3 separate regions of the Mus musculus genome follow, and all the other regions are linked to region 3. Evidence: chromatin loops called from intact Hi-C (ENCODE). Cell type or tissue: left cerebral cortex. All regions are shown on one strand.

What was found. A loop is a pair of places that touch in the nucleus more often than their neighbours do. Peaks named below come from ENCODE experiments on the same cell type or tissue, not always from the same donor. Only the 100,000 strongest peaks of a DNase experiment are listed, where the experiment ranks them.
Region 1: it touches region 3 in a loop (2.9-fold over the local background); 2 of 42 quality-filtered maps call a loop at or near these places.
Region 2: a loop joins it to region 3, with 4 times the contacts of the local background. A loop is called at or near these places in 4 of 42 quality-filtered maps.

What each region holds. Positions count from the first base shown.
Region 1 is chr16:43,798,267-43,806,266 of GRCm38, forward strand. All of the region lies in intron 2 of Drd3 (dopamine receptor D3), which reads left to right. Among named protein-coding and RNA genes, the nearest start is that of Gm26074, 32 kb to the right of the region's middle. In left cerebral cortex, a CTCF peak has its summit at 3,976; DNase peaks (open chromatin) are centred at 3,715 and 3,928; H3K4me3 peaks cover 540 bases.
Region 2 is chr16:42,904,580-42,912,579 of GRCm38, forward strand. It overlaps Zbtb20 (zinc finger and BTB domain containing 20), which reads left to right and starts at 3,066. Exons shown (of 11, transcript NM_001285805.1): 1 at 3,066-3,142. It overlaps Gm19522 (predicted gene, 19522), which reads right to left and starts at 7,491. Exons shown (of 4, transcript NR_040402.1): 1 at 7,224-7,491. In left cerebral cortex, a CTCF peak has its summit at 7,173; a DNase peak (open chromatin) is centred at 3,029; H3K4me3 peaks cover 3,205 bases; H3K27ac peaks cover 4,017 bases.
Region 3 is chr16:43,506,271-43,514,270 of GRCm38, forward strand. All of the region lies in intron 5 of Zbtb20 (zinc finger and BTB domain containing 20), which reads left to right. Among named protein-coding and RNA genes, the nearest start is that of Gm15713, 90 kb to the left of the region's middle. In left cerebral cortex, a CTCF peak has its summit at 4,472; DNase peaks (open chromatin) are centred at 376, 579, 2,007, 2,518 and 1 more place; H3K4me3 peaks cover 3,432 bases; H3K27ac peaks cover 5,414 bases.

The sequences.
Region 1 (8,000 bases), 290 kb after region 3:
GAAGGGAGTCTAGCTCTTGCTCCTGCTCCTTCGCCTGCTTGCTACATGAGACTGAGTAACTGCTAGATCCTTGGACTTCCATTCACAGCTGCGACTGAACAATTGTTGGGAATTGGGCTGCCGACTGTAAGTCATCAATAAATTCCTTTACTATCTAGAGACTATCCATAAGTTCTGTGACTCTAGAGAACCCTGACTAATACAGGCATGCTCTCCATTTTTGGATTTTTGTTCATTCCAGGCATAGTCAAGTTGACAAGCAGCAATAGCCATCCCTCTTTTCAAGCATCCTTAGTGTTATTGATCCTCTTCACATCCCCCTTCCTCCTTTACCCTCTCTTCCTCTCTCCCTACTTAAACCTCTCTCACCCATTATTCCATTTTTCTCCTTCCTCCCACCTATGATGCTAGCTGTGGTGGTGCATGCTTATTAAAGAGGCAGATGGAGCATGAGTTTGAAGTTAGCCTGGATGATGATTACTAACCACATCTATGGTTTTATATTATCAGCCTGTATTCTCTAGTGTATCCCCAAAACCCCTCTATGACCTCACTTACTGAAAAGGGGAAGGGGGTGTTTTTAAAACTTTTAAATAATACAGCATCAGCCACATAGAAGACAGTTAAATGTGAGTCTTGAGAAGTCTACTCTCATGTCTTGGGTGTATACTGCGCTTTTCCTAAATCTCTCTTTCCCCTAATGTCTAATCGGTTAAATCGTAAATCGGTTACTACTTTTTTCCCTATAAACTCTTACTCTGCTTCATTCAGACTCAGACTGAAATTCTTTTCTGCAGTGAAGTCCAGAAGCCAGGCTGCACCTGGAGGAGGTCTCTGAGAGACCTCCCCAGATTGCTGCAGGCTACAGGGTAGAGCTGAGTCACCTACAACCACTGAGAAAATGAAGAAGAGTAGACAGAGTTCTAGAGAGACACTGGAACCGCCCCTCCCTCCTTCCCCAGTCCCCACCCCTCCTCTCTACCCCAGTGAAAGTGTGCCTATATGTTCAACACACACACACACACACACACACACACACACACACACACACACACACAGATGACTGACTGAGGCCTAGGTGCATGGCCCTTAAAGAAGAGGTTCTGGGATCAGAATGCAGCTAATGTTTCATTTGACTGAGTTGGTCATATAAGGGTGTCTTTTTGCAATTTGCCTCTAATTTGCAGAAGGGCATCATTTTGCTCGCCACAACCGTATTAACACACACGTTACCTTTCACCACTTAAAACCCAACCAGTAAGAACAAACTTTGAGTTGTCTTCTGTCTCCTATAGGAAAACCCCCAGAATGCATAGCGCTCCTGATAACCTAAAAGCTGAAGGAAGAGCTGTGCCTCCGATCTCAATAGGGCAGGGGCTTACATTTCATAATGGACTGTCCTCAGCAAACCTCAAAACAGAGCTCCCCACCCCCGTCCTAGGAAAGAAAACGGGCCTCAGAAAAGCTGTCTCCATTCTCCTTCCCAGCAGTGTGCAATACACAGCATTAAAATCTGTTCATGTGATGCCAGATAGCTGGTCAATTCATTAGAAATGCAGTCATTCACACAGACCTTTGGTCCTCACACAATGCCAGTCATCAGCCTGACAAACTTGACCAAATGGATTCAGTACTTTTTTGGTCATGAAGCCCTGGTCCATAATAGCAGGGTAGTAAGAGATAGGAAAAAAAGAAAAAGAAAAAAGAAAAAGAAAAGAAGGAAAGGAAATGATAAAAGGGATTTTGAAAGCAAGTAATAAATACTATTGTCATTAGATTCTTAGGCTTGGCTCTGGATGCTTGGATTAAAGCCTCCTTTTTCCTTTTAAAAAATCAGAGTGGGAGTTCTCTGTTCACAAGCCCCCACCCCACAGCTCCGGCATCTTCCCAGCAGGTCAGTCCCCTCCCACCGCATCCTGGGTCAGGGCTGACTCAAGGAGGCCGCTGAGAACGTGTCAGGGAAGGAGGACATGACCAAAGCGCTGAAAATTAGAGTCCTCCGAGAGGAGCCCCGGAATAATGCAACCAAATTCATTCACCAGAGAGATCTTTAAGTGGCTCTCAAATGGCACCCATCACACAAGCAAGCCTCCGCGCCTTTGCAGAGAGCACAATAGGTACCAGATGAGTCACAGGCACCTTGGATTTTTAGTTTGCATCTAAATAAGCACTTTATATTTGCAAAGGGCTTTCCAGTCATTTGCAAAAAGCTTTCTCCTTCAACAACTCCACCAGGGGAGTCCACAGAACTAAAGATTTATTGAGCCCCCTGTCTGACCAAATAAAAGGTGGTGAAAAGCTGCCTTCAGAGCTCTGGGCTCATTAAACCCAGGCAGGGAGTTAGAGTCAGGCCCTCCCACTCAGACCGGGCTCGTCTTTCCCCCAGCAGTCACGGCGAGAACCCCCCACTTGAGGTTAATGATAGCTTCAGCTGGACAGTCATGATATTAAGACCTTAATGAGCGATCGGCCACGTCGACCGAGAATCAGAGGGCGCTCCATGTGTGCTGAAGGTCCTGCTGTCCCTCGTCACAAGTCCCAAGCTAGACCCTGATCTTCCAGAGATTTAGACAGTCCCCCATTCTTGACAAAAGTTAGGGAAGGTCACCTGTGAAGGTCACGCCTGCAGCGCACCACTAGAAGTATAATTTCCTGTTATCCTAATTTGTGTGAATGCACAGGCAACAAAAACAAATATAGCTATCATTTATAAACAGTCCAGCAAAGTAGGTACATTGTCCCATTACATGTGCACATGTCAGTGGGCGTATGCGTATGTACACACACACACACACACACGGGTGGGGTGACTAGAATCACAAAGCTATTAGGTAATAGATGAATGGAACCAAAAGTCACTGCCCATCTTTTTATTTCCCCAGGGCTGGGGATGGAACCTACCACTTAGAATGTGCTAACCTTTGCATTCTTCCATGGAGAGACAGCTCCAGGGTTATGTTAGCTCAAGCCACCAACACAAGTCTGTGATCCTCCTGCCTCCACCTTCACCCCCTGAATGCTGACCTTGTAGGCATGTGCCACCAAGCCAGCTTGTGCAGCCAATATCTCCTACAATAAACTGCCCTGGAGCCTCACCCTGGGGCCCCTAGCTGTTAAGTCACACTGCCAAGTTCAGTATCTAAGCCTTACAGCAAAGCGACTCTAGGCTGTTTGGTTCCTTGTGCCCGTTTAACATCAACAACTACCCCAGCCCTTCAACAGTGGCTCACACAAGAAAGTTCTCGACACTTGTCTGATAAATAAATTTAATGTGCACTGCCTGACAACCAGGAGGGGGAAAAAATCACAATCATAAAACCTAAAGTCACACAGAACAATCATGAATCTCTTAGGCTAGCCCAATAATGATGGCGATACAGTAAGAACTGCCTTTTGGATTTTAAGTTGTATTAAAAAACAAACAAACAAACAAAAAACTTCACAAATGTAATCTCATTCAATAGCTGTGAACAGTTCTGTTAGACAGAAAATTTGAGTCAGAAAACTCCAGCCGCGGGCCTCACTGTCTGACAAGCTAGCTGCAAAGCTGGATTTCAGCCCTAGGGCTTTACCAGAGCGAACATTGACTGCACTCGGGTCGGCTGAGTACTCTACAGGAGAGAGGGCCGAAAGAACTAGATGCTGCAACACAAAGAAGGGAGTGGGACTGGGAACACCTCCAAGGGAGGTGGCCCTAGCCAGGGTTCCTTCTCCAGCCAAGCCGCGCCAAGCCAAGCCTGACCCAGCGCCTCCGCGGTTGGCCTTGAGCAAATCGCTCAGAGAGGAAACCAGAGGCTAAACAAGTCTCGCAGGGTGAGAATGCGGGGTCCTCGCAGGGCTCCAGGAACTAAGTGGGGAGGTTTTCCGGCTCTGCCTCCCCACAGAGCCTGGAGAGCCCCCAGGTGAGTCGTGAACTTCTCACCCCGGCAGAGCTGGCGAAGTTCTTGCTGCATTTTGGTGCCCTCCAATGGTGGATTTTGGAACAGCCTCGAGGTCTTAGCCACCCACCTATGACATGCTGGAGGGGGCCTCATTTATTCTAACGGCTTAATCATTTAAGAAGAAGAAGGGGGGAAAAAAAACATACTGTGACAATAAAAGACTGTAGTCTTGTCTCTCATCTCTTACCCCAAGTGAGCAAGAAGGTTTGACAGAAATTCTCCCTAATGCAGACTCTCTCAGACTTGTCTAATAAGATACATTAGATGTTAAAAATACACGTCTCTGGGTTTTACTTTAGAAGTACCTCATGGAAACCACTAGGGAAATAACTTGGGGACGTTCATTTTAACAGTACACCCCCACACTCTCCAACTCCCACCCCCACGTTCCCCACACCCTAACACGCTGGCAATTAGCAGAGTCAAGATACTTGGGGAGGTTCAGTTCTGAGCATTCACACTGGTCTCCCGAGTACAAACAAGTGGGATGCCAGCAAACCCATGTTTCCCTGCAGGGCTAAGACAGCTACATGTGCCTTGGACAGGGAATGGGGTCCTTGTCAAAGGCACTGGTCCTAGAGATGGGAGACCTGGCTCTGCAAGGACAACTCCAGTCTGAAACTTTAGATCTATCCTGCCTTCCCTGAAGTTCTGGCTCCTCTCATAAAAAGAGCTACGTTCAGTATAGTCTCTTGCTCATAGAAGTGATGGAGCCTCCAAAGAGCTGATGAGCATTAAAGTGTGTTTAAGACAGCATGCCATTCCCACTAGTGTGCTAGAACCATGCTGGTGAGAGCAATATTCCAGGAATGTTTCAAGTTGGTAATCAAGCCTTTGGTGGTGGCTTGACATGAGCAGTGGTGGGAGTATTTGCGCAACAAAAATTGATGCATGTTACAAATTGGGGCTTTGTGTGTGTGTGTGTGTGAGAGAGAGAGAGAGAGAGAGAGAGAGAGACAGAGAGACAGAGAGACAGAGACAGAGAGACAGAGAGAGACAGAGAGAGACAGAGAGAGCAAGAGAGGAAAAGAAAGAAAGAGGAAAAGAAAGAGAGAGGAAAAGAGAGAGAATTGTTAGCACATCACTGAATATTTAGCATGTCTGGATTCTTTTACCCGTTAATTTTTTTTTGCCCACACATTTTGGTGTGTGATGTTTTTGTTTATTTTCAGTTTTTATAATAACATTTTATATATAAAAAAGCTAGTATGAAAAACAAGGAGGACTTTGCCTACAGCAAGCCCAAGCCAAAGAACGTGGTTGCCATCTTCCCACTCTCCAGACTTCAGCTAGCTGTAGCAGTTCCTCCATGACAGCAGCAGGATTTAAGTCTCAGCCCCTCCTCCAAAGGCTCCTGGGGTCACCATGAAGTGACCCTAGTGACCACATTTGATTTGGAGCCCTAGCAGAAAAGAAGTCCTCAAACTGATAGGCCTGGAGGACCACCAGGTGGGGGTGTGCTGTGTAACTGCTCCAGAAGAAAAGAATGGGGCTACCATGGACCCCCTTGGAATCCATGGGGACTCAACAGACTTTAACTCAAGAACCCCATTTCTCCCTCTTCAGAAGGAAGCCACTCGCTCTCATCTCAAGACTCACAGCAGTCTTTATGCTGTTCTGTCAGGAACACAGGTGTTAATTCTTGGAAAGTAGCTACATAAGAGGCACAGGTGGAACACGGACATTGGACACACAGGGACAAACAGGGAACATCGCTCAACCTCTGCTCACCCAGCATGCATCTTGCTTTCCCTCAGCCCAAGCTTTGCGGTGTACAAGGCAGAGTAAGGAGGCTCCTGCCCTAAATCTGGCATCCTGCCTCCCCGGAAACCAAAAAGACAAAAATTGTCGCTCTATATTTAGACCCATATCTAAATTCCCCGGAGCCTGGCTCAAGGATTAGACCGTTCTCTCATGGCCACTGAGACGGGCGATAGCTGCCTACTTGCTTCGCACATGGACCTCTAGGGAATACTGAGCTATAAGATGCTTTGAGCCGTTTGGGAACCTAAACCAAATGGCTAATCTCTCTCCATCGGTGAGACAAGCCCAACGATGGCTTAAGATACTGACACTCAGGATGTCAGTGCAATTGATTGGCACTGAAACATTATAAGTTCAAAGACAAAAGTATCTGTCTGAGAGATACTAGGGAGGCTACGATTGAACTCCCAGGGAGAAGGATGGATAGAGGGCTAGACAAAGACTGTAGGAAAATATCCACCAGCAAGGCCAGCTTGGCTGAAGCATGAGTGCATGCCAGGAATCAACAGAAGATCATGTTCACAAAGGAAGCTGAGCTCATGCTGAAGAAAATCAATTTTAGCCTGTGTGTAAAAGAGGAACCAATGACAGTATATTTATTTTCTGCTGCGGTGGGACAAATTATCACAGGTTTAAAAATATAAACTACAACCACTTTAACCTCACAATCCCCGTAGGTCGGAACACCGCAGAGTAGTCATGGTTTGCAAGACAGAGCCCAAGGTGTGGGTTATGTTGTGTTGTGTTCTTTATCTGAACCGTAGAATAGTCCTCCTTACAAACTCAGGTTGTCAGTACCATTCGGTGTCTTACAATGGTAACAATGTGGTTCTTACTATCTTGCATGATGTCTTCCAGGCTTCTACTGGCCTCTTGCTAGTCTGTGTTGAAGAATAAACAAGGGTAGTTTGATGTTCAAGGCAGGATAGCTCTCATACGTTGAAGCTCTTTGAATTGCAGAACAACTCAATCCCTTTTAAGGTTCACCTGATAAGGTCAGGCTCTCACAGAACAATTTCCCTTCTGATTAATCCAGAGTCCAGGAATTGGTAATCTCATCGCGGAGGGATGCTACATTATACACACAGGTCTCTCTGGTATACAATGGGAAAGGATTATACCCAGAAGAATTCTGGAGTTCTTTCTGTCTTGGAGTTTTTAGCTATGGAAGTAAGGAAGACATCATGAAATCAGTGTAAACAACCTGGTGGCAAAAGATCACCTAGGGGCTGGTGAGATGGTTCAGTGGGTAAGGGCATTGATTGCTCTTCCGAAGGTCCTGAGTTCAAATCCCAGCAACCACATGGTGGCTCACAACCACCCATAATGAGATCTGACACCCTCTTCTGGTGCATCTGAAGTCAGCTACAGTGAGCTTATGTATAATAATAAATAAATCTTTAAAAAAAAAAAAGACCACCTAGATAACCTAGGAAGGCTTGGGCTAAGTGGAGAAAGGATGACAATGGATCATTGATAGCCTCTATTGCTTTTCTGCCTAGAACAGTTGAGTCCCTCTGATACCACACACTGGTCCCCATTCCCCCCAATTGACCTTTTCAGTCCTCCATCACACCCAATGCACTTCCTTCGTGGTATTTTCCATTTTATCTTGACATGTTTGCTTGCATTTTTCTCTTTCATCTCCTTCTCTGAACTCTAAGGTCAATGAGTCAGTGTCACTTTCTCCAGTCTCTATCCATCCAGAAAGGGCTTGCATAGAGCAGATCAGATGCTATATATAAAGTACAGCAGAGGCTGGATAGACCCTGAATCAAAAGTGAAATGAGGAAGTAAGCAAGTGGTGTGGAAAGGTCAAAGGGCAATCAGAAGGTCTGGGAGTTATGTCTGGACTTCTTGAAGAGGGTGAAGAATAGAGCTAGGTGAAAGGGCATGGGGAGCCAGGGTCTGGTTCAAGCATCATGAGTTTGTCCATAGAAGTCTGACAAGCAGTGGAAATGTATGTGTGAAAAGTAATTGAAGAAAATACACTAGCCAATGAAACTAAGGGGTAGACTTTGACTGTGTGGGGTGGTCTGTCTTGATCATCAGTTTGATTGGATTGGGAGCTACCTGTGAGATTAGTAATGCCTCCCTGGGTATGTCTGTGTGTGCATTCTGAGACCATTAGATCTCAAGGGATCTGGCCTGGTCAGTATGGACAATTGGAAGGTGACAGAACTGGGAAGGTAGAGCCTACCCGGAGGAAGTCATCAGGGAAATGCCTTTGAAGGCTATGTGCTGGCCCTGGCTCCTGAGCAACCTTCTCTTCCACACACTCTTACCACCATACTG
Region 2 (8,000 bases), 600 kb before region 3:
GGAATTTTTTTATTTTATTTTATTTATTTTTAAATTTTATTTATTTATTTATTTATTTATTTATTTATTTTGGTTTTTCGAGACAGGGTTTCTCTGTATAGCTCTGGCTGTCCTGGAGCTCACTGTGTAGACCAGGCTGGCCTCGAACTCAGAAATCTGCCTGCCTCTGCCTCCCGAGTGCTGGGATTAAAGGCGTGCACCACCACACCCTGCAACTGAGGGTAATTTTAAGCCCTGAATCATCCTCTGTTCTTCATTTATTCATCTCATTGTTACCATGACCCCGGACTCTCGTTTGCAATCGTGTTTTCTAGGATGTCATATAGTGGAATCATGTAACAATTTCCTCCATAGCTTTTCATGGCTTCTTTATTTTTAGTACTGGAAAACATTCTGTTGTCTTGATATACCACATACTGTCCATTTATCTAATAAAGAACCTTTTGATTAACTTAAAGTTTGGGGAGTTACGACTATAGCTCCTGTAGAACGTTCTGTTGAGGATGTTTTAAAAAATAGATTTGCAAGAAACTGTCAGGTAGTTGTATTGTTTTCTATTGTTGCCATCAGTGAAGGAGCATTCAGGTTGCTCAACATTCCCACTAGCAAGCATTTGGTATTGTCAGTGTCTTGGGTTTTGGCTGCTCTAATGAGTATGAAGTGATATCTTATTGTTTTGCTTTGCACTGCTTGAAGACATATGACATGCATGTTTCTATTTGCTTATTTGCTTTTGGTTTTCCTTTTCAATGAGGTGACTGTTAAGCTCTTTGCCCACCTTTTAAATTCTGTTGCTTGTTTGAGTTGAAGATATAATTTTATATCTTATATAAGTATATATTATTAGATCTGTCTGCTGTAAATATTTCCTAGTTTTCTATGGCTTGTCTTACCATTATTTTTTTCAGTATTTTTCACATACAAAGAAAAAAATGGTGATTTTAATGTTCAGTCTATGAATTTGTTCTTTCTTGGATCACATTGTTAGTGTTTTCCTTAAGGATTTATTCCTGAAGTTTTGGAGTCCTAGAGTGTTGCATTATATAGGTACTTTTACCCATAATTCCCAGCATTTTGGGTTGTTCCATTGTGTTGCCGTCTTAGTTTGTTAGCGATTAGTTGACTAGGTTTATGTGGATCTGTTTCCAGCTTCTCTACTCTTTTACACCATTGATATTTTATTTTTTTATTTACTTTTTCTAGATCCACACTGTGTTGATTATATTATAGCTTTATGATAAACATGGAATTATCAGAGCAGCCAGGGGCAAGAAGATGTATGCTGTAGGCTGACCTCAAACTTAGTATGTTGCTAAGGATAACCATAACTTCTGCTCCATCTGCTTCCATTTCCTCTAAACACGGGATTTTAAGGCTAACACCCTGTGTCCAGTTTTAGGAAACGCTGGGGACTGAATCCAGGCCTTCGTGCATGCTAGGCAAGCACTCTGCCAACTGATCTATATATTCCTCCACCCAGCATGGTAAAATTATTTTGGTTATGTAAAGGAATACATTTTGAATTTTGTAGTAAGTTAAGCCATATAAAAGGATAGTTTTGCAGATAATATATTTAAGGTCATTGGTATCAAAATATAGCATTAGAATAAGTCAAGTGCACCCTCTTACCTTTCATTTTATGTGTGTGAATTCCTTTGGAAAAATCTACTCTTTAAAAATTTTTAAATGTATACAATTTATATAGTCAAACTGTATAAACAACATTAAGGAAGATGGGCATCTACACAGATACAATACTCAGATATATAGATAAATAGATAGATAGATAGTTAGTTAGTTTGGTTTATCAGGAGTTGTTTTGAAAAAAAAAAGAGACTTCCAACCAGTTCTATTTTCTGATGTTCATCATCCCAAAGCTGAAAATATATCACCACTTTAGAAAAGGCACCTGGGAGTTAGCAAAGGCTATGAGGAGCATGTGGTGGGACCAGTAATATAACCAGCACTATTTTCCTGGAGCTAGTGCATGTGAAAATTTGGTTAAAGGTATAGTATAAAGAGTTTCATTTTTTTCTTTCAAGGAAGGTTTATTTAAAAGCACCAGTTTTAGTTTTTACTTCTAATAAAAGATGAAAGGTTATTTACTGTAGTTTCCGATCCATATTGTATAGAACTTTGTCTTGCTTGAATGGTAACTCCTAATAGGTTTATTTCTCTGGTATACTATGTATTAAATGCATTGCACCTGTTAATACAGACTGCATTGCATTGTGTAGCTGGATGCTTCAAACAAGAAACCAGTCTGCTTTCTTCTAGGGTACTAGCCTATTAGCAAGTTAATTAAACTTAATTCTGTTTTTGTCTTATAGTTTTGTTTATGGTCTTGGTTTATTTACTGAACAGTGATTTCTTCTTTGCAGTTACCAGTTTTGCCTGAGATCAGTTTTCCTATTGTATGGAGTCTGTTTCTTACAGTCTCCTTTAAGACAGCTCTGACTTTAAAATCATTACTAAGCTTTTGTCAGAGCAGATTTGTTGACATTTTTCTCACATTCAAAAAATAAATTTGAAAGATTGCACAAATAAGCTATGTAATTCCTTATTTCCTGCTAATATGCAAAAATGTATTTATGATAATTACACACGTACTGTGTGCCAGAGCTGAAACAATACATTCCTCATAATGGAGCATAAATAAAGAAGGTGGAGCCAGCTGCTCTTAAACTGTTTCTTTGCAAGCAGTAATGCTATAGAGAATATACCTTTTCCCTCTGTTAGTCTGGCAATGCTGAACCTGTTGCTGCATTAGACGAGTTGCGTTTTCCTGGGTAGGGGAAGGAGGGCTGTCTGCTGTCTGGTAGGAGGGCTTTGTCTGTGCCTTTCTCTCTCTCTCTTTCTGTTTTTCTTTCTCTCTCTCCTTCTCTTTCTCTCTCACTGGCTTGCTTGCTCTGTCTCTGTCTTTCTCTCTCTCTCTCTGCCCCCCTTCCCCTCCCTCTCTCTTGCTCTCTCTCTCTCTCTTCCCGTCTCTGTGGTTTGTAAGGTAGGTTGCAGTGTGTGTATATACACAACATCAAGAGCAGGAAAATGGACTCATTAGGGAGGCAGGCAGTCATTACCACTCACACTGTACTTCCAGGGAGACACCGATTATGAGAAGAGAAACTCAGCGCTGGGGAAGAAGGTAGGGGCAGACAACTTTCATAAAAACAACCCTGCCTCCTCAGTCCCCTTGCATTTATCATCTTATTTACTCCACAGTGCTTTTAGGCTTTCTTTCCTGAATTTTAATTTCTGTATCTAAATTTGACAGAGCTAATGCTAGTTTGAATTTTGGAACATCTATAGGAGGCCTACCCTGTACTAATTTTCTTAATTATTTAAGGGTGTGACCTTGTGATTCAGTTTTATTAGTTTAAAAATAATTACAAACAAACCTATTTTTCTTACTAAAGTAATGAGTAAATCAGAATCGTTCACTCTTTTAAAACAAACTCCTCCGTATGTTTGTCTCTTTGCTTTTCTCGTCTGTTTATGCAATTCCATCTGTCTGTCTATATATCATGTTGTCCTTATTTATTGCTAACTGGATTTTGTTAGTTATTTGCCAGTGAGTTTTAGCTGCAGTGCCAGTGTGGGTACTACCAAAATGAGACTCTTGTTCTTTGTTTTACATTGAAGTTTAAAGTCCATATTTACAGTATAGATCCTTTAAGCAGGTTGCATACTTTATGCTAGCATGTTTATTTGATGACATTGGACATAAGGTGAAGGGTAGCCCCTCAGGGTGGGCAAGAATCAAGGAACTATTTTTTTTTGCTACTACACATGTAGAAATAGTGCATCAGGGGGTTATAGTTTCAAAGAAATTGTGGCTATTTTCTAACTTTTTATTTTATAGATAGATTGTTGCATTTATATGGGTATTACTGTGGTTAGTAAGAGTATAAACTTTCTTAACAAGAAGTTTTTATCCTGGGATAGTTTCCTTTTAGTATGTTAGTGCTTGTTTATGCTTAGGGAGGGAGGAGTGGAGGCTGGCCTTTTTACATTTTTTTTTTTTTTAACAAAGTGGAAGCTATGGAGTGTATCAGGCCATTTTGTGCAACAACTGTAAGTATTCCCTTAACATATTTGAGTCCATAAATAATGTATTTGTTATTGCAAATATGTATTTGAGGTTTTTTTTTATTTCTTTTTTCTTTTCATGGTGGGAAAAAAGCTATGCTTGAAACCAGCTTGCATTGTTGAGGAATTTTCTAGAATAGTGCTTTTTCAAAATTTCAAGGAGTAGTTAAATAAGGTGGATGTGAAGTATACTTTTAGATGGACTTCTATTTAGGTTTGTGCAAAAGCAGAACTTTTATTCATCTGATAAAAATTAAGTCAGACAGAGAGGAACATAAATGTTTTCAGAATATACACGAGCAGTGATAGGAAATGAATGCAGATCTGAGGAGATGTTTGATAATAACAATCACCTTTTTGTAATACATTATTTATTTACTATAAGTAGCAGACTTTCCCCTGTTAATTCCATTAGGCCTCTCTGACAACACAAAGAAGTCCAGAAAGCAATATTCTTAACCCACCTGGGACTCGAGAGCAGACTCCACAACACACTCTCAAGGTTCAAGCCTAGTAAAGCGTTTATTCAAATCCATTATTAGGGGAGGGCGGTGAACTTTTGCTACTAAAAGTCTTCTTTACCGCTTCTTTAAAAAAAAAATATACTTAGACTTTTAATTTAGTTTTTTTTTTTTTCTCCACTGTCTTTTCAGCTGGAAAGGCCAGCCCTGACCAAGAGCATACAGACCTGAAGTACATTCAGTCAGGCCCTTTCAGAGATTGTTTTTTTTTTTTTTTTTTTTTAATCAAAGGTCCATGGAAAGTTTGAAGGAGGCTTTAGGAAACGTGTATTAACACTGTGCATAGTTGGTGTTGTGAACAGAATTTTTCCCATTTCAGACTGTGATCCAAAAAGTTGTTTCAGAACTAATAGGTCAGAAGTGTGTCTGTGTCGTACACCTGTTATTTTTGGTATTATCTCTTGAAGAATTATCTAAGATGCTCTTTTAGATAAAAGAAATCTTTCACAGACTGTTTGATCAATCATCTTTTGTGCATATGTATTTTGTGGAAATAGTGTGAATTTATGTATATAATTCATGTTTATATGGATCCAAAAATCATAGATGCATTGCTGATAGAATTTTAAATATTTCACATTGTGTTTTTACATTAACCATAAGTAAACACCAAATGCTTAACTCCAAAAGAGAATGGAAATTTTTTTACCTCCCAGAAAGGATAAAAGGAAGGAAAATTTTAGTCATTTCTGTGGTGGTTTTAATTTTTAGAATGTGTTTTCTTTTGCATTATAATTCTTGGTTGGCCTTCAGTAAATCGAAAATATTTTTAGGATGAAAAATACTCTTGCCCTTTTCTGGGAGGAACTGTCACAATCTAAATGCTGCAGGACACTGTAAAATGTGCATAAGTAAACTTAAAGCCAGTGCCCTCTGCTGCCTAGGGATTTGGAAGGCTGAAAGGCTTGCGTCACAGGAGGGCTATAGAGTGCCAGAAAAATTCATTAACCAGTCTTACTGGTTATGGGGGGCTCATCTTCCTGTTTAAGTCCCGAAGCCCTGGTCAGGTCATAGTGTGTTTCATTTTAATGTTAGAGCAGACAGTTATCTAACACACCCACATGAGGAAGTGCTCTAAAGCAGTTATTTCATGCTTTGCCATGCCCTGTAGCTAAAACAATTTGGTATTGAGTGACGTGTGTGTGCTTTTTAACTCCTATCCGATGAAAATCAGCTTTGGCTCTTTGAAAAGCACCCAAACAGTGGAATGCCAAACAGTATGATTCAAATGCTAAGCACATGCCAGCTTAAACTTTCTCAATTTTTTTTTAACTGAAGGGCAAATCAGTATGATTATTTTTAATAGAAAGACTATGTATGATTTCCTGGATCTTACTCAGTAGGGTTTCAAAAATTGCAGATCCTTTTCCTTCATAGTTTTTTCCCTGCAGAAGCCTATATTCATCAAAAGGAAAGCAGCTGCATACTTTCTCCCTGAAATGTTAACAAATAAATGGCATTCCTGTTTATTTATCTATTTTTGAATTTTAATGATTAGTCCTTGTGCTAATTAACAAATTCCTGTATTCATAAAATCTGGCACTATATAAATAACCAATTGTGTGATTATCTACACATGTTCTGGCTTTCTATAAATATAGAAATTATTGGTGGATGTGTCCACGGACTTGCCCAACCCTGAGGTGTGGCTGGTCATGCTGTCACATAGGAAGCCAAATTTAGGCCCTGAGCAACATGTTGCTCCGAGGTCTGGCAAGGTATGTGGAAGCAGCATCTGGCCCCTGTGCTCACTGTGATCTTTTCTGGCAAAGGGAGGTCTGCTGTTGACATTCTTTGAATGCTGCTGGTTCCAGCCTTCTTCATTTGTAAGCATGGCTCTTGAGAGTAGCTGTTGATAATGGGCATTCGAGCTGCCCCACCTTGACCTACTTAAAAATACACAAATTATGGTTTTTAGTAGAAAATGTGCTTTATTTACAACTACTAAAGAAGCCCATCCTAACTTTCTTAACTAGTAAGGACCTAAGCTGTACTGAAGAGACAAATCTGACTATTTTCAGTTATTTGGCTCTATAAAATACAAATTTTAGAAATTTGGTATCATAAAGAAACAGGCTGTCCTACTGTAGTGGACACACTGTCAATTGTGCAAGGTAGACTTGTAAGTGCTTTTATCTCTCCATTAAAAAATCATCTTGAAGTAGCTTACAAAGTAGCAGGTTTCCATATGTCTTTTTGTCTATACTTAGTTTTGGTTGACCCTTGATGGCATGCACTTCCAGAGGTCCTAACCTAGTCCTTCCGTCTGCCTGTGTTTTCATGTGCCAGCACCACGTTTTAACGAAGCAATCTGTTCTTTGCTTAGAGGCCAAGGTCTTTTAATTATTTTTCTCATTATATAAGACATTTTGGTTGCTATTATGTAATCCCTTAACTTAGCCAGGTACTTTTCATTTGTGACCCAAAGTCTAAAGGCTACATGCATTCTACACATTCTAGAACATGTCTGACTTCTTGTCCTGTTACCCAAATGTCCTATAATCACATGTCAGTATCGAAACCTATTATATTTAATGTGCCAAGAATAATTTCAAGCTGTTTCAGAAGCAGTAGAGGCAAGTTTCTGAGGCTCTAAGAAGAAATAGTGCCACCTACCTGTATTACTGTTGAGCATGTGGTATGTACCACAGCAGTTGTTCAAAGCCGCCTTCAAGGGCTTAGAAGTGGGACTTTTTCTGGGACTCTGTCCTCCTGTGGTAATGGACACATTGACAAATACTCTGCTGGTTCTGCACTCAACTCAGGGAAAACTATGCTTGATTTTGGCTCCATAACATCTCTTCTACTCCAGGATCAAGCTTCTCGGTTACTGTACAGTTCACTTGAGAGTCATCAGCTTGAGGGCATGGAACGTTTGCCTTTCTGGAATCTTTTGACACTCAGCTGAGACTCTAGGCAGTGTTTTGTAGTTCTGTTAAGCAATGCAGCTCTTACATAACCACTTTAATCCCGACAAACTTAGCAGCTTTTCTACATAGGAATGTCGAGAAGAAAGGAGCATGGACAGTAAACTGATCAGTTCCTATAGTTGGCAGATGGACCCATGCACAGTTTTCATGAATTCTGAGTGCTTTCCATCACAGCTGATTGAAAGGGTCGTGATTATCATATACTGTTTGCCTTGCTGCTATAAGAAGTAGCTTTGCTATTGAAGACATCTGTGTCTTCAGATAAGATGAATTTAATGCTCATATTTCACATTAAGCAGTTAAGAATCAAGAATTTATTTGAAAAGTTCTCAAATTAAACTACTAATGTAAGGAGTTATATTAAAAATATATTCATGTATAGTAGAGTTTGCAGTTAGAAGAATAAAATGATGCCCAATAAATTGAAAACCATACAAATGGGAATAATTATAAATTACATAGT
Region 3 (8,000 bases):
CTCCCTGTCTGCTGTTTGGGGTGGCCAGAGGATTTTCTGAGAGGGACAGAGGGAGGACTGGAAGAGGAAGAGGCTGTTGCTGAATGCAGCAGTACCCCCCCCCCCAAGTCAGGCAGCCCCGTCAGCTAGCTGTGCTGGGAGAGTACAGTGAGAGGTGATAGCTGTCATTCTGGGATTCTTCGTAGGTCTGACCTGAGAGTAACACACTCAACAGTCGAGGAGAAAGGGGAACATAGAGGAGGAAGAAAGAAACGCTCTTTGAGCTGGAATACACTGGCCCTTTCTTCCTGGAGGCAATCCGCTCTGGTTCTTGGCGACGTGTCCTGCACTATCAGATATCATATGACTTTTTATTTAGATTTCTTTTTGGAGAATGGCCTGTTAGGACTCTGTTTGTTTTCTTTTATTTAATTTCCTTCTCCCTTCACCCGCTAGTTTTGTGTATCTGTGTGTCAGAGTGTGTGCACGCATGCATATGTGTGTGCAGTTTTTATCTTTGTTTTTGTTCTGTTGATCGGATGCTTTATTTAAGGACAAAGCTTTAATTATTTCAGTATAGTGGTTTAATCATTTGCCAAAAAGAAACCTCATTCCAGGCTTTTGGGGGCTTGGGGTCCATTTTTAAACACATCCATTAACCCAGGAGGCTGCAGCTCCTGATGCCTGCTGGTCAGACCTTGGCCCACTCCCCCACCCTCACTTACCCCTCCTCCTCAGCAGCGTGCACAGCAGCGTGAGGTAGGAAACACCTGTGCGGAGTTGTGAGGGAAATAAAAGTAGAGGCAACTTCTTCAAATCTGGGCTCCTGCTTTCACTTTAATAAACTTTTTTTTCCGATCTTTGATTTTTTTTTTCTTTTCTTTTTGGCACCCTCTGTTGAGCTTGAAAACATCAGAGATAGTTAAGGATATGTCCGTGGCGCTTTTGTGAGGCCAGCTGAGCACCACTGGAAAGTGGAGCAGGAGTTGCAATCTATTCAGAGACTTAAGATTAAGTAAGAGATTTAAATAAGGTCTTTGAGATCTGTGCGCTGCTCGGTCAGGGTTTGGTGATAGGTGGTAGATGGGGTATTTAGGGTATTCAAGGCAGGGAGAGAGAAAATCCCAAACTGGAGAAAGACGAGCAGTTTTGCTGCAATTAGTACTTTTAAAACCTTAACTCAATCGAATTTTTATTTTATGTATCTCAAAATTTAGCTGACCAATATGTGATCAGCTATCTTTCCATGCTTGCTGTGCAATTATACTGACAATTCTTGCTGAATTTACCCTATAATTTCATGTATTTTTTTAGTTTTGGAGAGTTCAGATTTTAGTTAGAAAAAAAAAAAGCATAACTTCTCTCGATATGCCTAAAGTGGTCTATACATTATTCTTGCCATACTGAACATACTAGATTCTGATTGTATGTGTATGTTTTTGTGTTACAACACACAAGACTGCCTTAAAGACTCAGGTGACCGCTACATCCTTCAGACCTGTAGATTTTAGCTTCTTGTTACTTGTTCTGAAATTATTTTTCATGGACCTTTAATGTGCAATGTCTTTTTTTTTTATAACCAATTGTGAGTTTTGTTGAAACTTGAAGAGAAATTTATTCCACCCCTTTAAGAGTACCCAAAAGGGAAGGGAGAACTATTCTCTTTCAGCTCAAAAAAAAAATTTTTTTTAGAAACCTTTTTCCCCCAACGGAAAACTCCAAAACAGCTCTGTCTCAGAACGTTAAACTTGGCATGGGTAAGAAATGTGAGTTTTGCTTTGTTTGAGGAAATTTGTTTTCGAGACAACAATGTTATAAATATTTTTAAATTGCCTGCTGAGCATGCGCTGTCTCTGACTTTATTCATAGTTTTAAATACACACCAATGCAATCTTCTGAATGGCCACAGGTAAGGCTGTCGGTTTGTGGGATTCTTCTCTGAGGCACCTTCAGTGAGTCTCCTCAGTTTTCCAGAAGGGAAAGGGGCAGGAGCTGAGCTCAGACCTGGATACCCTTCTAACTATCCTAGAGAAAAAGTGAATTGCCCTCTAAGGCTTGCACACTGTACTTAGGGTAAGTACTATTCAACTTTTCTTTCCTGTATGAGTTGCCTGCCTTAACTTTCTGGCTTATTACTAGCAGAGTAAATGGGGAAATTTTTTAACTCAAGGAGGAATTTGCCTGAAACAGAAGATTTGCAGATTTAAGGGCATCTATTGTGCATAAATTTAGGGATCCGCGAATTTGCCAGTAAAATGCTAGCAGCTCAGTGCTTACAGAGCAAAGATGTGCTAGTCTGAACATGTCTGAGCTCATCTGGAATCGAAAGCTAAATCTAGGTGGGCCTGTTATAATACCCGAAAAGGAACACATGTGTCTTTTGTACAGGCTTTTTTTTTTTTTTTTTTTTTTTAAAGCCAGCCTTCCAAAGGCAAGTGACAAAAGAATTGGACTGGCCTCTTGCTCAGTTGGTCCTGTACTTTCCTCCTGCAGATACACACCCAGGTGCTCTTGCTGGTTCAGTGTGTTGTCATAGCTGCTGAGGAACAGTCTCTCCAGTCAGTAGTGGAAACACTTCCCACTTCCAGAAAGCTTTATCTCCACTCTCGATGTGATGTTGTCTCATGTAGGCATCTTCTGAGGTCTGCACTGTTGTTCGTAAGCTTCACAGTTCTCATTGCTCCTGCTCGAGTGCAGTTCGTCATTAGCTCTCTGTTATAGTCATGGTAGAGATTTGGTTTTCATTTTGGGAGGCCTTTTTAACTATTCAAACAAGTTACCCTCGAGGATGAAATTTCTCATACTTGTGACTCGGAAGTGAACTTGTCTTGAAAAGATTTGTAAAACAAATCTAATTAGCTGTTTGGATTTTGTTGTTGTTTTGTTTTGTTTTGTTTTTGTATTTTAAGTTCATGAATTTTAAACATTATAATAAATGTGACTGATCGGTTTTTAACAGAATATATTTTGCTATGCAGTGATTTTCTAATTCTGTCTTCTTTGTGTGCTTTAAGATCAAATTTGAAAATTCAGCGTGTTAAAAAAGAAATATTAAGAAGCCTATAGGTAGCCTATTGATATTTGCAATACCCACTTTGAAGTAATTCAGAGTTTTAACTTTCTTTCAACCTACTACCTTTTATTGCCAATCGGTATAACTTTATGCAGGTGTGTGTGTGTGTGTGTCTGTGTGTGTCTGTATATAGTTATAGATAAACATATTAATGCATACTTACATATACAATAAAAGATACACAAAGACACTTAATATTTATGTTAATTATATTTTTATATAAAAGAAAAAGAATCCGCGAACTTTTATCATTTTTCTGTAATTTTAAAATCCTATAAACTGTTAGTTCTGATTATTATATGTTTATAAACATATATTTATATCCTTATAAGTTACCTTAATTTATATTTCATAGGTTTTACACACTCCTCCATTTTATGCAGATATATTAATGTTGAAGTTTATTCAAATACCACTTGCTGTGTTCCGTATCTGTTAGTGTGTTAACAAGTGGTTTGGTTTTTTGTTTGTTTTTTTCTTTAATTTTGATTTATTCTTCTCTAAGCTAGACAGAGTATATGTTTCTCTATGTCACTGATATTCTGAGAAAGAAACTTGTAAAACTGTGATCTCCTGGAAAGCTTTCAAGTGAACAGGACATCTATATGCTCTTTAGCTTGCTTCTCCTGGATCCATTTGTCCATGCTGTGCCATCAGCAACCCTGAGAAAAACGGCGCTAGTAAGGATGGCACAATGAGTTTTCTGATCATAGACCTAGGAAGGACCAAAGAAAATTGTGGCATATGGAGGAACATGCCAAGACCTTCTCCAATAAAATCAGCTGCTTTATGCTGGTGGGTTGGATTTTTTGTTGTTGTTGGTTTTTGGGAGGTTTTTTTTTTTTTTTTGGTTTTTTTTTTTTTTTTATTTCCTTTGAATTTTTGTTTGTGACTTTTTTGGCTTGCTGGAGCATTTCCCTATAATCTTAGGAAGCCACAGCAAATTTTCAATGCCACAGCAACACTGTGCAGCCAAGGAGGGGCCCAGAGAGCTGATCCTGGGGGCTGGAGCCTTTCAGCAATCATACAAGGTAGGGGGTAAGGAAGCTATCCTTTTCTCTGAATTTTCCTGGTTTATTCAGTCTGCCAGGGACAGGGATTTTCTTCGCGTATCTTTCCTTCACTTACTTGAGGCTCTCCCTTCAATGCCAATGGCTTTCTATTGCTTCTGAGAGATGGTTCACATGGCAGAGCACCCGCTTCTGTTCTATATTGAAACATGGAAAGCTTTGAAAACTGGGAAGGACAAAGGAAAGGGGTCTTAGGGCATCTGGGAAATATCAAAAAGAGCATTAGGCTCACAGCTAGTTTTTGCCGGTCATGTCTGTAACTTCTCTGTTCTCTACAGGGCTTCTCAGTGTTAGAGTACTGAAGGGGATAACTCTAGGGTGCCAGCGAGGATCTAACTGATTCAGTAGATGGAGCTCTTCGCCCTAAGTCTGGATTTAAATTAAAGTCCCACTGCAGTTGCTGGGACTCTCTGTATTAAGGTGTGTCATGATACACACATAAAACCAAAGCTTGTGTAGCTGCAGGAAGAGATTTCCTGGCACTTTTTAAAGGCATGAAGCATGTGTTCCGAAACACAAAACTGCAGGGGAGCAGTAAAGATAGATAGGGTAGGAAGTGAAGTTTACCTATCTAAACTTCTCCCTGTGGGTTTGAATACTCCTAAGTGTGAAGTAAAACCCAGTTACCATACAAGGGACTGGTACTTTATAGACTGGTACTCCAAACCTAGAAAAACAGATAATGTGTACAGGTTTGGCTGTGTTTGTGACAAGCCTTTCAAGCTGTTTGAACTGTACGGCTCTCCTTTTATTTGACTCCGAAAAGGAATCTTAATGCTGAAATGCAGTTGTTTCATCTAGTTAGTCTAGAGAATCTGACGAATTGTGACAGTACTGTGGACAGCACAGCAGATTTGTAAGGTGCCTTTATAGGAGCAGAAATACCCAACAGTGACCGAAAATGGATCTCTAGTGTCTGCTGTAATATAGAAAAAAACCCACTTATTTATCAATTTTTAAATTAATCAAAATGAGTAATTGCCATAGCATTCTTGTCACTTTGTATTATCTTCAGTACCAATACTAAGTTTGATCATTGTCCCTCCTTGGTGCCAGGAAGGAAGGTAGATGTATGCAAGATGGAATAAATTATCTTCCTTGATCTAATGTCTTCTCACAGATTAGAGGTGTTATTGAGAATCTCTTGTTAAATCTTGATAAGATCATTTGGCCAAAACAGAACTGGCAATGGCCTTACTACCAAAATAAAAAGCATTTTTAAGGCCTTGGATTTCCTTTGCACACCACGTGTCTGAGTTTGATACAGTCCAGGAAAATAGAGAGGATGAGAGAAAATTATTCCTAAGCAGCCGCCGTAGGCCAAACACTGAAACAGTGCCAGCCCGGACCAATCAGGGGGGCTTCTTAGGAGATGTGTGCTTTGCTGAGCTCTTCTGTGAAGAGAAGAGGGAGGAAGCCCTTGAAACTGCATTAGGATGAATGAGTCTTCACTAATTTCAGCAAAGTCCATGGCAGTGAATTTGATAACTTCTTCCTTCTGTAGACATCTGAGGTTCCCAGGCCAGCAGAGACTCCCTTGTCATCGCACTGACACATCTTTTGAACAAAAGTATCTTTCTGAGTTTAAACAAGTGAAAAACTTCTCATAGAGAGCAAAGAGTAAAATTAATGGAAACTCAAAATCAATTCCAACCCCATTTCTGGCATGATGAGAGTAACATTTGTGCTGTGTTTAAAGCAGTTTAACACAAGAAAATGATAAAGTGATCAATATACTTAAAGCCAAAATTAACCAGGAGAGAACAATCTGCAATCCGTTCCCAGCCCGAAACTCTACACTTTAGATTAAACACGAAATAAATGAGTATATATTTTACAGAGTGGTACTATAAGCCTTATAACATAAACAGCAATGCTGAGATGCCAGCTAGCCAGTGTATTATTTAAGCTATGTTTTCAGAGCTTGGGATAAACATTTCTGGAGCTAAAGAATTGTGCATTTATTTATCCGCATGCACATACTATGACCATAAAAAGAACAAAAGTTAAAAGGTATGTGCATTGTCAGTAGAGTACATTGCCACTCTACAGCCTTCATACTATAAAAGAAAACAACAACAACAACAAAAACCAGGCTCTAAGTAAAGCAAAAGAGTGTTTTAGGCTACGTCAGCAAGTCAATGAATGGTCAGTGTGGATCAGATTTAATTTTTTTTAAATACTTAAATGCTTTTTAATTCATTAAAGTCAATAAATATATAGGTGCATATTGTACATATTTTATATCTATTATTTTAATAAATTAATCTGAAGGACTAAGTTAACAATAAATTCTGAACCTGTGGATTCAAGATCAATGAAATGCCACTATCTGGATTTATAAAATTCTTGCTAGTCTTCAGATTTTGTTCCCAATTAGCAATCTTTTATTACTGTATCAGAGTCATTTGGCTGACAGGTTATTTATTGATCATGTAAAATGACACATGTAGTTGAAACTTAGCTGACGAAATAAAGACAACTACGTGCAAACACGTTTACTATGTTGACTAAGGTGCAGTAGGAATGATGATGATTCTAACAAGCACCATGACGAATGTAACTACAGTGAAGCATGGGTGATTACATCCATCAGACTGAACTCCATGAGCAAGGTCAAGAGGGAGACGGGAGCTGGGACGAAGTGGGGACTAATCATTACTTATTGCAGACGTTTGAAGCTTGGGGCCGGGTACAGAATTAATAGATATGGAAAAGAAGAGTCAATCAATTTCAAAGATGGGTAAAGAGGCAGTATTTTTCCTATAGGGTGTAATCAAGGACAGAATTCAGCTCTTCCAGGGAATTACAGTAACATCGTAAGCGTTGGTTGACCAGTGTGATAATGGTTGTAAAGAGCTGTTGTGCACATCTGCTTAAACAGTGCAACTGCTAGAACAGGTTGTTGTGCTTTAAATATCCACAAAGCAAATGTCAGCATCATAGACTCAGAATCATTGTATCTCAAAGAATGGAGAAACCCAAGGTATCTCAGTGAAAGAATGTTGGAAAGATGTAAGACCATGTAAATTTAATACCTATGTGTATGTGCATGTGTATGTACACATATGTGTGTGTGGTTTGTATTTGGAAAACAGAATTGCAACCGGAAATCTTAAGACAGAGGAAGTGGAGCTGCATTGATTTATCTGGACCGGGGCTGCTATACCCTGGTTCCTGGGAAGCATAGGTTCTAAAGAGGGAAGAGCTGCAGGTTCCACGGAGAAGCTAACAGAGTGATTGTATCTGGAATTAAACCATTAACTATTCCAATCAGAAAACTTACACAGGGCACAATGGAAGATTGTTCTCAGAATGAGAAAGGTAAAAGTGAGATGTGAAGGGAAGTTCCCTGACCACTGTGCCCTCCTGCCCCAGATGAACCTGCAGAGCTAGACAGGGCCAGTACTCCAGGTGTAAGTGAAGAGGAGAGCAAAGGCACATAGCCTTCGGCTTCCTGACTTGGGACCAATAACCTCCCCATAAATGTGGCAGGGGCAGAGGTACCCTCTGTCTTCTGGAAGATATTAAAAAGTACCAGGCATATCCTAGGGGCTCACTGAAGTTTACACTACTCCCCTGATCCCACCAAAAACAAGAAAAGAAGAAGGCGGGGAGGAAAGAACTTTGTAGTCACAACTTTCTTTTCAAAAGAAGTCAATCTTCCTCCCTAGGATTCTGCTGTGCACCTCATGCATTTGCCTCCCAGACTCTCTAACCAGGCAGTGCTGACGCACCGAGCTGATGCCCAGTACAGGCTGGGCTCTCCTTATCTCCTCAGCATTCCCCACCTCTTCTCATCTCTTTCTCCAAAGAGTCGCAGACAGGAACTCCTCCTTCCTTAATGTCTATGGTACTTTGTATATTTTAGTGACTCT